Linked DNA regions of Homo sapiens: region 2 is linked to region 1. Evidence: chromatin contacts called from ENCODE Hi-C data. All regions are on one chromosome and are shown on one strand. The core of a region is the stretch at or near the end of the contact, and the rest is flanking DNA. Distances in the headings are between cores, read along the strand shown.

Region 1 (5,736 bases), core at 1,555-4,054:
TGATTAAAGAGCTGGAATCATCTGGCTGATTCATTTGGTTTCTTTTCATCTCATTTCTTAGGGAATAAATGTGGCTTGAAATAGTTTTATTTTGAATTAATGTTTAATGCTATCCAGCCAAGAAAAACTTTTTTTCCAAATATGTTCTCCTTCATATATAGAGAAATTCTTGATGAGCTCTCCACTATGTGCAAACTGCTCAAGTCATTTGAAAGAATTGGTAAGCTGGAATGTAGGAAGATGAACATTAGTTGTTATTACTAGAAAATTACCTTTCACCTTTTCGCTATAGAGTAGAACTCACAAACCAATGCCATGTGGATTAGAACATTGTTAAGAAACCTGTGAATTAGTTGACAGTATTAATGATTTGAGAGGCTCCACATAATCTGGATTTTTGGCTTCCAGTGGCAAAGGTTGAGCTGTGTATGCCTCTCTTTCAGTGGACATCTGTTCTCTGGTTTACACAGTTCCCACCTGATCAGTGGTGCTCATTTATGTGAGCTGTCTGGCATCTAAAGGCAAATCCTGCTCTGAAGTTTCAGGTTGTGCACATCTTCACGACTCCACAACAGCAATGTGGAGGTAGAGGCGGAGAATAGAGTGTGTGCCAATTATGGGACTTACCCACCCAGATTTAGACATAGGTCAGTGGAACTGACCCTAAGAAGAGGCAGCAATATAGGTAAGAATGAAAGCTAAGGCACATCTAACAGCCATCCATGGGTGGGGAGGGCTACAAAAATGATATGGCAGAGCCCGCTGGAGGTGAGGAGATTGCGGAGAAGGGGATTTGCAGTGGAGAGTCATCACTTGAGAGGATTTTTAAGGAGTAGGAAGGCTCCTTCCTGCAAGGAGCTCAAAGCCTCATTCTCAGCGATGGTGGAAGGAATGAAGCAGAAACCCAGTCCCAAGAATCAAGGCTCATCATCACAGCAACCAAAACACAGGGCCGTGAGTCTGTTGAGAAACCGACGTAGCAGCTCAGTGTTAAACAAGATATGCCAGATTGCCAATGCTGAGTTTCAGTGATTGGCAGGCAGAGGCTGTGGGCTCCTTCTTTATTTCAAGAATAGGGCCAGAACTAGAGGTAGACACAACAAAACATGGAGATGTCCTTGAATCTGACTTTGAGGACCTGGGGAAAGATATGCAGAACAATTGCTGAAAGGAGGGTAAAAAATATCTCCATTTCATTCTTCAATGAGTCATTATTTAATATTGAAACCCTTCTGTTAGCATAAACTTTGGTGGCATATTTATTTTTAAAAAGGCTAAAGGAAGAAAGCTCTGAAGACATAGCAGGACTGTGAGATGATACAGAATCATCATCCATCAATGTCTATTCAGCCAGTATTAGCAGAAACCTGTACGGAACAACCACTCTTAACATAGAAAAGGGTATTATAATTTGAAAGCTACAGCTCTTGCCCTAGCACCCAGTTTGACCTCTCCCTATGAGAGAAATGGCCTCTTGAACACCTGAGGGTTAACTAGCCAAGAAAGGGGTTGCTGCTGAGATGGAGGGAGAGATTAGATGGGGAATAATAAACACATAGCTCTGGCTGCTGTACCTCTGGTCACCTCCCAGGATAGGCATCCCTAATTGATTACAGTACTCTTTCCTGCTGAGCTGGGATGAGGCCTCAGAATTGTTCCCAATACCATGTATCAGGAGCCAATCAATTAGGGCTGACATAGCAATGAAATGCATCTGCCCTCCTTTGATTCGGTTTTTACTGCCAAATGGGCTGTGGATGAGGCCGCTGAGTGGGGGCAGAACATTCATGTCCAGGTTGGAAGCAGGCAGATTGTCAGCCAGGGAAGCTTATAACAGGATATATTTTTAAGGTATTTATTTGTATTGATTCTTCCTTCCCTCCCCACTTCGTCTAAGTAGAGAGCAAGGCCCTTATAATTCCCTGCCTGTAGGATTTTGTTGGGCAAAAAGCATAAGATAGAGTAGTACCTCCTTTCTCTTACAAGAAATTAAACTGAATAAAAAGATTCCTTGCTATGTGCTCCAAAAGAAAGAAGGGAGAAGGGAATCATTTAGGATCATTGGAGTCATTGTTTTGCAGGCATGTGGGTGGAAGGAGAAAGGAGAATATAGATAAACGACCTCTAGCAGTCAGGGTCCCAGCAGGAAGACGATGCCCTCAAATTAGAATAGGAGAGGCTACAAGGAAGACGGAAGTACACTGTGTCTAGTAACAGCGGAGCTGTTATCACCAATTGGCCCAAAGGGATGAGGGGAGGGTTTGGTCCATGGAGTATAAAGGAGAGGGTGGTGTAGAGAGGCGGATCTAGAAAGAAGCAGCTATGCAGGGAGGGAGTCTACCTCGTTCTCTTCTATCCTTCTCTCTCCTGCTGGGGCTCCCTGTGGCCAAAACAAATCAGGAACCAAAGGCCAATGAAGTTTCTGTAAGATGGAAGTAGTAGCTCATCCAGGTCAGCAGGGAGCAGAGTGGCAAGGCGTGGGGGCATGGATGGAAGGCAAATGGAATATGTCTGTCACTACTCACACCATTTCCTTCAACATCTACTCTTGCCTTAACCTGGCTGAAAAGATTTTGTATTCATCACAGGGGACAAGTGAAGTCCTGCCAGCTACGATAGCATCAAGGGATGCTATAAACTCAGTTTTACTTTCACCTGAAACTTTAAACATTAGCCACTATCAGGTTCTACTACAGGATAGTGAAGGAAAATGGGGAAATGAAATAAGTAATAAACATAGCTGCCATAGTCCCCAGTTTGGTTGTTGATTTTATGGTCTAACTTGAGGATCATGTATTTGTCATCTTCTACTGTCTGCTCCATTTCCCCTTTCTCTTGCCAGCGCCTCAGCTGGATGGGCCCCAGTGAATACTCTGAGTCATAGATACAGATTTCCTGACCTCCGATGAGTAGCAGCAGCTCAAGTTTTCCCCGTTAATAAGTCCACTGTGTACACTGTGCTCTTCCCTGATGGTTCAGTACCATGAAATCTCCAATTTGGCATTTTTTTTTTTTAGTGAATTACAACTATCACCATGTTGCCTGGTGGAAGCATTCCCTTCTTTGGTACTAGGATTTCCAAACCCACTGAGCTCAAGCTTGCAGGAACAGGAAGCAAAAATTCTTCAAGTTAGTTATGAGATCTCACTCCTACCTCTGTCCTTTGATTCGCAAACATGTGCATTTTTGCTGTAGGGGGAGACAGTGCCATATATTGGCCATTGGTTTAAGGCATATACCATATTCTGCAGGACAGCGTTCCAACCTTGAAAGCTGGTGTCTCCAGGCTAGCACTATAACAGAACCTTCAGCAGGGCATTCCACTATTCTGTTGAGCAAGCTGCTTCTGCGTGTGAGTGCACATAAGACAGAGCATCCTGTAGGCATGAGCCTATGCCTGCATTTATTTTGTTATAAAATATGTTTTCTGGGCCAAGGTGCGGTGGCTCACGCCTGTAATCCCAGCGCTTTGGGAGGCCAAGGCAAGTGGATCACCTGAGGCCAGGAGTTTGAGATCAGCCTGGCCAACCTGGTGAAACCCCATCTCTACTAAAAATACAAAAATTACCTGGGCATGGTGGTGGGCGCCTATAATCCCAGCTACTCGGGAGGTTGAGGCAGGAGAATCACTTGAACCTGGGAGGCAGACGTTGCAGTGAGCCAAGATCACGCCACTGCACTCCAGCCTGGGCGACAGAGCGAGACTCGTCTCAAAAAAAAAAAAAAAAAAAAGAAAAACATGTTTTCTGGATGGAAATGATGTGGAGTGGCAATCCATGGCAATGGGTAAGGCATTATATTAACCCACAAATGGTGGTATTGATACAAGGATTTTATGGAGTATCTAGTGAAACATAACAAAAGATAGCATATGTGACCTCCAAAAGCCAACACATTGGTTCTTTTTTGTAATCATGGGTGGAGCAAGTTTCAGCACCTTTTCTCACTTTAAGAGGAAAATGTCAACTTTCTATAGATCAATAGACTGTTGTCTATAGAGTCAATATAGAAATAGACTTTTATCATTATGGCAGGCCCCTAAACTTTCTAAAAGTCTGTTTCCTATCTTCTGGCTTCACATGTTTTGCTGAGGCATCTAGAGTGCTTTATACTTTTTGGTCACCAGATCCAATTAGCATCATTTGATCTATATAACAATCATCATATTCTGTGAGCTATTGGGGTGAAAAAGCTTCCTCTGGATCCTCTTGGGAGAGAGAATGAGAGAACTTACCCAGCCATGAGACAATATAGTAAAGTTTTACACAGCCATGAATACCGTAAAGGTAAATTGTCCCTGCCATATAAATACAAACTCCTTTTGTTTGGAGTGGAGAATAAAGCACTTGTCAAGTCATTAACTGCACACCAGGTAGCAGGAGAAGTGTGGATTTCCTTCAGTAAAGACACCGCATCTGAAACTGTTGCTATGATCAGCCTTAGCACCTGAATTAGCTTGTAATAATCTGCTGTCATTTGCTAAAGCCCATCTGGCTTTTATACCAGTAATGTAGACAAATCAAAACATTCATGGTAAGAATCCTAACCCTGTGCATCCCTCAAGTCTTTGATAGCTGTGCTAATCTAGTCTCTGCCTCTCCCCAGGGATGAATTTCTGCTTTTGGTTTCCTATTTTAGCAAGAGGGGTAGACCTAGTTTCGTCCTTCCTACCAGAACGGCCCCCACTCCTCATGTCAGAAAACCAATGTGGATGTTGCATCCATTGCTAAGTACATCTATTTTCATTATTTGTTCTGGGTCTTCAGTCCCATTAGGATTGTGCTAAAACCCCGTCTATCACCTGATGTCTATCAACCCCTATCTGACTGGTGGACACCATATCATTGATGTCTCTGAACATGAGCAGCAGTTCAGAATCCATTTCTAACAGCCCCTAGAAGGTCTTTGTAGTTCCTTTTCTTGGTGCATAGCAACTGTGTAAAAGGCCCTTGGTTTCCTCTGGGAAGGAACTGTTAACAGGCTGTGAATATCTACCAAAGTGACTCATGTTAGGTTTCTTCCTACCAGACCTCAAAATTTCTCTCTCTGTCTCTGTCAATCTCTCTGTCTCTCTCTCTCTCTCTCTCTCACACACACACATACACACACACACTCTCTCTCTGTCTATATATATATATAATGTAATGTGTGTATATATATGTGTGTATATATATGTATATATATATATGTATATGTGTATGTATATATGCATCTCTTTTATTTCTTGTGATTTCACAATCAATACACTCTTACTGCCTATCCATGAGAATCCAAACACTCGATTTCCAGACAGTGTCACTGGTGAGTCTGATGAAATAATTATGAAATACATAGTGCCAATCATACGTAAGTCCTTCGAGAGGATTGAGAAAGAGTATAGACTCTCCTCCAATTCATTTTATGAAGCTAGAATAACCTTGATACTAAACCAAAAAGATCAATATGAGAAAGAAGCATTACAGGCTATTATTATAGGGATATTTGCAAAATTCCTAAGCAAAATATTAGCAAACCAAATCCAGCAGTGTATAAATGGGTTAATGTTCTATGACTAAACTTAGTTTATCCTAAGAATTTAAGTGTAACATAATTAAAAATATAGTTACAGATATAGACAGAGAGATAGATAGTCTCTGCCCTCTGTTCTTGGCACAGAACTCCTAAAACCCTTGTAATTTCCTGATCAATAGGGGTGCTAGGTTCATCTTTTGTTCTAATATTTGGTCTTTGACCCTG
Region 2 (5,736 bases), core at 869-3,368, 560 kb after region 1:
ACCTCCATCCTGCTCCACAGGACTTCACACATCTGCTCCACGGCTTTGAGATGGTTCCGCCAGTTCTGTGTCTCAGCATCATGCATGGTTCCCTCTCTCATATAGTGAGTGAGTGTTTTTGTCCAGTCTGTACTTGCCTCACAGTATAATGTGTTTATGACTTGTCTTCAATCTAATCAGCATCCTGTTCCTATCAGAAAACTGCAGAGGAAATGAAGTTGGTCTGGCGTGACTTGTTCCTGCTAAACTCTGTCGACTTCTGACAGTGACAGCTCCCTGCTTGCAGAACACATAAATCCAGAGTTTAATAATCCATCCTTAGTTTTCACCAGGCTTCAAAATCAGCCGACTGTCATGTCAGCAAGCGGCCGTGTCCCCCTTAGTGATAAAATCAGGGTGAAATTTGCATTTGACTCACATCTTGACTGTTTTCCACCGTTCGTCAAACAAAACCCATGGTGTAGGGGCCCCGCTGGAGGTGAGGTTGGAAAGGGGTGAGAATGCATCGGTTGCGTGCAGCTGGTGCCAACCTGGCTAGCACCTCTGCAGTCTGCCCTTCCCAGTCAGAACCTCAGGACACCAACCCTGCCTCTAGATAGGAGGGATTTCTGCTGATGCAGCCTATGTTCTGCTGCATGTTCAGTACTTTCCCCGGATGCAGGACGTAGTTTTGATGTTAGGATTTCTGCTTTATCCTGGAACCCCAGCTCCCATCCCTATCTTGTGCCCTATGCATGATCACTGAGTCTCTACTCATTTGCTCCTGCATGGGGCCTGGGCATGAATCCACGGATAGACAGTGCCCCAGGGACCTGCCGCTAGCCCACCCACTCTGCCCCCAGAGCCTGATTCTCATTCTGCTGAGCCTCACTCTGGTGCTCACGGGCCTCCTTGGACACTGTACACCAGCACCGTACACCAGCCAGGGCAATCCCCACCAGTCAGCACACACTCGGAGGGAGGCCCTGAGCCAGGTCCCCACCTGCACTCAGAGCCCCATCTGCCTGTAGTCGCACAGCCTGGCATGGAGTCAGGAAGCCTGTGAGGGTTTAAAATAGGGGATGAGTGTGATTTAATATGTTTTGGGAAGATGAACCGAGTCAAGTACGGACTGTATGAGATTGGGGAGTGTATTAGTCCATTCTCATGCTGCTAATAAAGACACACCTACAACTGCATAATTTATAAAGAAAAGAGATTTAATTCACTCACAGTTCAGGATGGCTGGGAAAGCATCAGGAAACTTACAATCATGGCAGAAGAAGAAGCAATCACTTCCTTCTTCACATGGTGGCAGGAGAGAGAAGTGCTGAACAAAATGGAGAAAAGCCCCGTATAAACCCATCAGAACTCGTGAGAACTCCCTATCGTGAGAACAGCATGAGGGTAACCACCCCCATTATTCAGTTACCTCCCATGGGGTCCCTCCCACGACCCGTGGGAATTATGGGAGCTACAATTCAAGATGAGATTTGGGTGGGGACACAGCGAAACCATATCAGGGAGGTCCCTGATATGGGTCCTTCTATTACCCTGTGGTTGGGGTAATAGCAGGCCTCCCTTCCCTTCTTGGGCTTTTCGGAGATGGTCATTTTTTTGACAGACACGGCGTGAGGACCTTCACTGATTACCACAGACTCCCACAGAGTCATTTGCCCCGCCGTGTCCTCCTACAGGCGGGGGAGCCACCCTCAGAGGAGCTGGTGACCCTCCTACCTTGAACTGCACTGCTTCAGCCACACCAGTGAGGCAGGCATTCCCTGGCATGAGAAAGCGTCTGGCTCCCTCTGGTGACAAGAGGAAGCACCTGAGCCTTTGCCGCCATTTCCACTGGTGGTGGAGCACGAGGTGAGGATGGATAAACTAAGGTCCAGAGATCCCCCACACTGTAGGTGCGGGGTGGAGTCCCAAGTAGAGGCCCCATGCCACTAAAGCTCAGTTCTGTCTCCCTCAGGACCCTGGGCTTCCCAGAGCCAGCAGGGATATGGCTCTGAGCAGGTTCTTCAGCACTCTGCAGGCGCTGGTTCCTTTGGAATTAATTAGATTTCTCTAAAATTAGCTTAGAGTTAGAGGGATTTCCAAAGCCCTCAACCTTCTGCTGCCATTTCCCCTTTCTGAGTGGGAGGAAGTGCAGGATCCTGCAGGACCTGGGCTCCTACGCAGTTGTGTGGCCACAGGCTGGTAATGTAACTTTTCTGTGCCTCCATTTCTTCATTTATAAACTGATGGTGAAGACACCTGCCTCTCGGGGTTGTGAGGATTACATTCTATGCAGTGTCTAAAGGCCCTAGCACATGGCGGGTATTTAATTAAGAATGATTTTGTTGTTGCCATTATTCATGGCATCAACAGAGCTGGATCTCGAGGTAGCAGTGGGCTTTCCACTGTGGAGCAGCAGAAACCGAGTTAGTTCGCTATATCCCCATTGAGTGAACACCTGAGCATGCTAGTGAATGAGAGTGAGAAATAACTGGGAACTACACAAGTTGGCTTTTGGGAGCACCAGAGCTGGCTAGCACAGGGCCTGACTTGGGTCTTGCCCTTGAGGCCTGGGCTCATCCCCAAGGTTTTCCGAGCCTCAGGGACCTCCACAGCAGCACTCCATAGCAGGTGTCTCCCTGAGGCCACATAGCCTGAGCAGGACACACCTGAGCCCAGGAGCTGCTGTGCTTCTTGCTGTAGGCAGGTCATAGCCTGACCTCGGCGCACCTCCGCGGGCAGCTGCAGCCCAGCCATCTCCTACACAGCCACACCACTGACTCTTCTTGTTTGCAAGGGTCTCCGTCTACTGTCTGCCTCACATCTTGGGGCTCTCCCACACCTCTGCCTTTGCCCAGGCTGTTCCTGCTTTGCCCAGGCTGTTCCTGCCTTCTTCCTGTTCTTCCTCCCCTTTCTTTAGTCCTCTGCTTTGTTTTTATTTCAGCTTCCCACTTACTGTACATGTATCACTGGGCACGTTACTTCATCTCTCTGTGTCTCAGTTTCCTTACGTTAAAATGGGAGTGTATCTGCGCATAGGGTTGTGGCGACGATTAAATGAGGTAGTACATGGAATGTGCTAGAACTCAGCCCTCAGCTCACTAGGCATCAGCACCGTCATCCTCACTAGCAACAGACCTGCCTCAAAACCCAGCTCTGGCCCTACGCTATGAATGGGGATATTTCCCTCACTGATGTCCTGTGACTCATCTGCCATACTCGAGCTTGCGCCCTGTGAGAAACAGTTTATCTTGTGTACCACGTTTAGGAAACTTATTTCCAAGCCTGCCCTTTGCTAGGCACGGTGAGGGGGTCCAGCGATAATGAGTAAAATGGTCCCACAGGTCAGAGCTCCCTGGCAGTTTTCCACCCGGCCAGTCCTAACCAGGGAGCAATGCCCATGAAGGTGCTGATTTTATCCTGACATCTGGGGGCCCTGGGATGGCTGCATTCACGTTGGATGGCCCACCACATGCATCTAGTACTCCATGCCACTAGGGGGCACACCACAGCTTCCAAGTACCCTCTCAAGTGTTGGCCCACATGATCCCCACTCTGGTCTTGGGAGCTGTGTTAGTCTCCTGGGGCTGCCATAACAACATGCCATAGACTGGGTGGCTTCAACAACAGACACTCATTTTCTTACAGTTTTGGAGGCTGGAAGCCTGAGATGGTAGTGTTGGCCATGGGTCTCTTAAGAACTCTCTCCTTGGCCAGCAGACGGCCAGCTTCTCACTGTGCCCTCACACGGTCTGTCCTCTGTACCTGAGCTTCCTTGGTGTCTCTGGGTCCAAATCCCTAAGGACACCCATCAGATTAGGGCCCATCTAAGGGCCTCATTGTAATGTAATAATCTCTTTAAAAGCCCTATCTCTGAACACAATCACGTGCTGAGGTTCCCGCGGCCAGGGCTTCAACATGGATTTGAGGGGACACAGTCCAGCCCGTAATAGGGGGAGAGCAGGGCAGGTGACTGCCCTGTTTTCCAGATGGAGCTGCTGAGGCTTTGAGGGGTGAGTGCCTCGAGCACAGCCTCCTGCTGTTGCTAAGTTGTCCTGCAGAGCTTTGAAGCCTGAACTAGACACAAGGTCCTGCGGTCTCTGCACTGCCCCTTGCTGGGGGCTTGGGTGTGGACAGCAGGGAGCCTGCAAAACCTGCATCTGAGAGGATGTCCCTAGAGAGCTTCTGGGAGGACCCCACTGGGCTCACACACAGAATGCGGGCCCTTCAGGAAGGCACAAGCTGTTGTTTCTCTGGATGGATTTCCGGCCTGCGGCTAGCCAGCCAGAGAGGCATGTGCCTTCACCCTGGTAAGGCCTGGCTGGGCCTGGAGAGAAAGAAAAGATGCCTCTTTCAGCTAGGTTGAGAAGCCCAGAGTGGCAACAGCTGCGGCTTTGACCAACTGCAGATCCTCCCCGAGCATCCTGAAGTCGTCTAGCTTTGTGGGATATCGTTATACAAATTATTCTCCATGAGGCCAGGGCTTCCTACCCCTCCCAGGCCTGGGTAGTAATCAGTTTACAGTTCAACACACACGGAGTCCCTCCTCCAGGGCTGTACTGCCCCTATGGAAAAGGTGATTTTTGTGTTTTTTTAAACAGGGTCTCTGCTTTTCCCGAGCCTACAATTATTATGGCAAGCCCAATACATGGAGTTTTTTTTTTTTTTTCCTCCAGTCCAACTAGAAGCAGAACTATAGAAAAAGTCTCAGGTCACGTACTATGACAGAAGAGAGAAGGTGAAGGATGAGAGAAAATCTAGGAAGGCCCCTTGGAGGAGGTGGTATTTAAGGCAGGCTTTGAATGGAGGATCAGTTTTTGATGCACCGCTAGGGCCCTGGAGGAGAAGGAGAAACTGGGTTGAAGACCAGCATAAGCAAGGCCCATGCCCATACCAGACAGCAGTAGGGGCCATACTCGGTGCCCCAGAGGCCACACGGGGTACACCAGGCAGAGTTCTGTGCTGAGTGCTCACACTCGTGGCGGCATACAGTGCTGCTTTGGCTGGCTTTACGAGAGATTTGGGTTCTGTCACCATGCTCAGTGACTTTGGTCTGGCCACATTTGGTGAATGGCTGCCCCTCCACCTTCCAGGGTGAATATCAAATTGTGTCCATATTCTTCCTTTAGCCCATGTGCCCAGATGCATTTTTTTTGGGCGGGGGAAGGTAGGTATTTTTCATTTTTATGGATACATAGTAGCTGTGTGTGTGTGTGTGTGTGTGTGTGTGTGTGTGTGTGTGTGTGTGTATGGGGTACGTGAGATTTTTTGACACAGGCCTACAATGTGCAATAATCACATCAAGGTAAATGGGGTATCCATCATCACCTCAAGCATTTATCATTTCTTTGTGTTACCGACATTCCAGTGATACTCTTTCAGTTATTTTTAAATGTAAAATAAATTACTGTTGACTGTAGTCACCCTGTTGCAATATCAGATACTAGAGTTTATTCATCCTGTCTATATTTTTGCACCCATTAACCATCCCCACCTCCCCTGCCCCCTTCCCAGCCTCTGGTAACCATCATTCTACTCTTTACCTCCCAAATGCATTTTGGGTACCAGCTATTTCTTTGGTCAGTGCTGGTACCACTAGTGGTGCTTTTTTTTTTCTTTTTCTCCTTTTTTTGAGACAGAGTCTCGCTCTATTGCCCAGGCTGGAGCGCAGTGTTGTGATCTCGGCTCACTGGTGCGATCTTGGCTCACTGCAACCTCCACCTCACAGATTCAGGCAATTCTCCCTGCTTCAGCCTG

The links. A loop is a pair of places that touch in the nucleus more often than their neighbours do. Pooled maps may share reads with other maps.
Region 2: a pooled map shows a loop between it and region 1 (2.6-fold over the local background). The contact joins two enhancer-like sites. A Hi-C loop is called at or near these places in 10 of 168 maps with a recorded cell type or tissue (CD4-positive, alpha-beta memory T cell, IMR-90, MCF 10A and 7 more) and 21 of 50 pooled maps.

Annotation. Positions count from the first base shown.
Region 1 is chr15:91,512,712-91,518,447 of GRCh38, forward strand. No RefSeq gene overlaps it. Among named protein-coding and RNA genes, the nearest start is that of CRAT37, 52 kb to the left of the region's middle. RefSeq lists a silencer at 4,208-4,502. Within about 2 kb of position 2,805, at least 2 of the 41 ENCODE cell types and tissues checked have a DNase peak (open chromatin) inside an H3K27ac peak, as active enhancers do.
Region 2 is chr15:92,075,758-92,081,493 of GRCh38, forward strand. The region is part of intron 2 of SLCO3A1 (solute carrier organic anion transporter family member 3A1); the gene reads left to right. Among named protein-coding and RNA genes, the nearest start is that of SLCO3A1, 220 kb to the left of the region's middle. Within about 2 kb of position 2,119, at least 2 of the 41 ENCODE cell types and tissues checked have a DNase peak (open chromatin) inside an H3K27ac peak, as active enhancers do.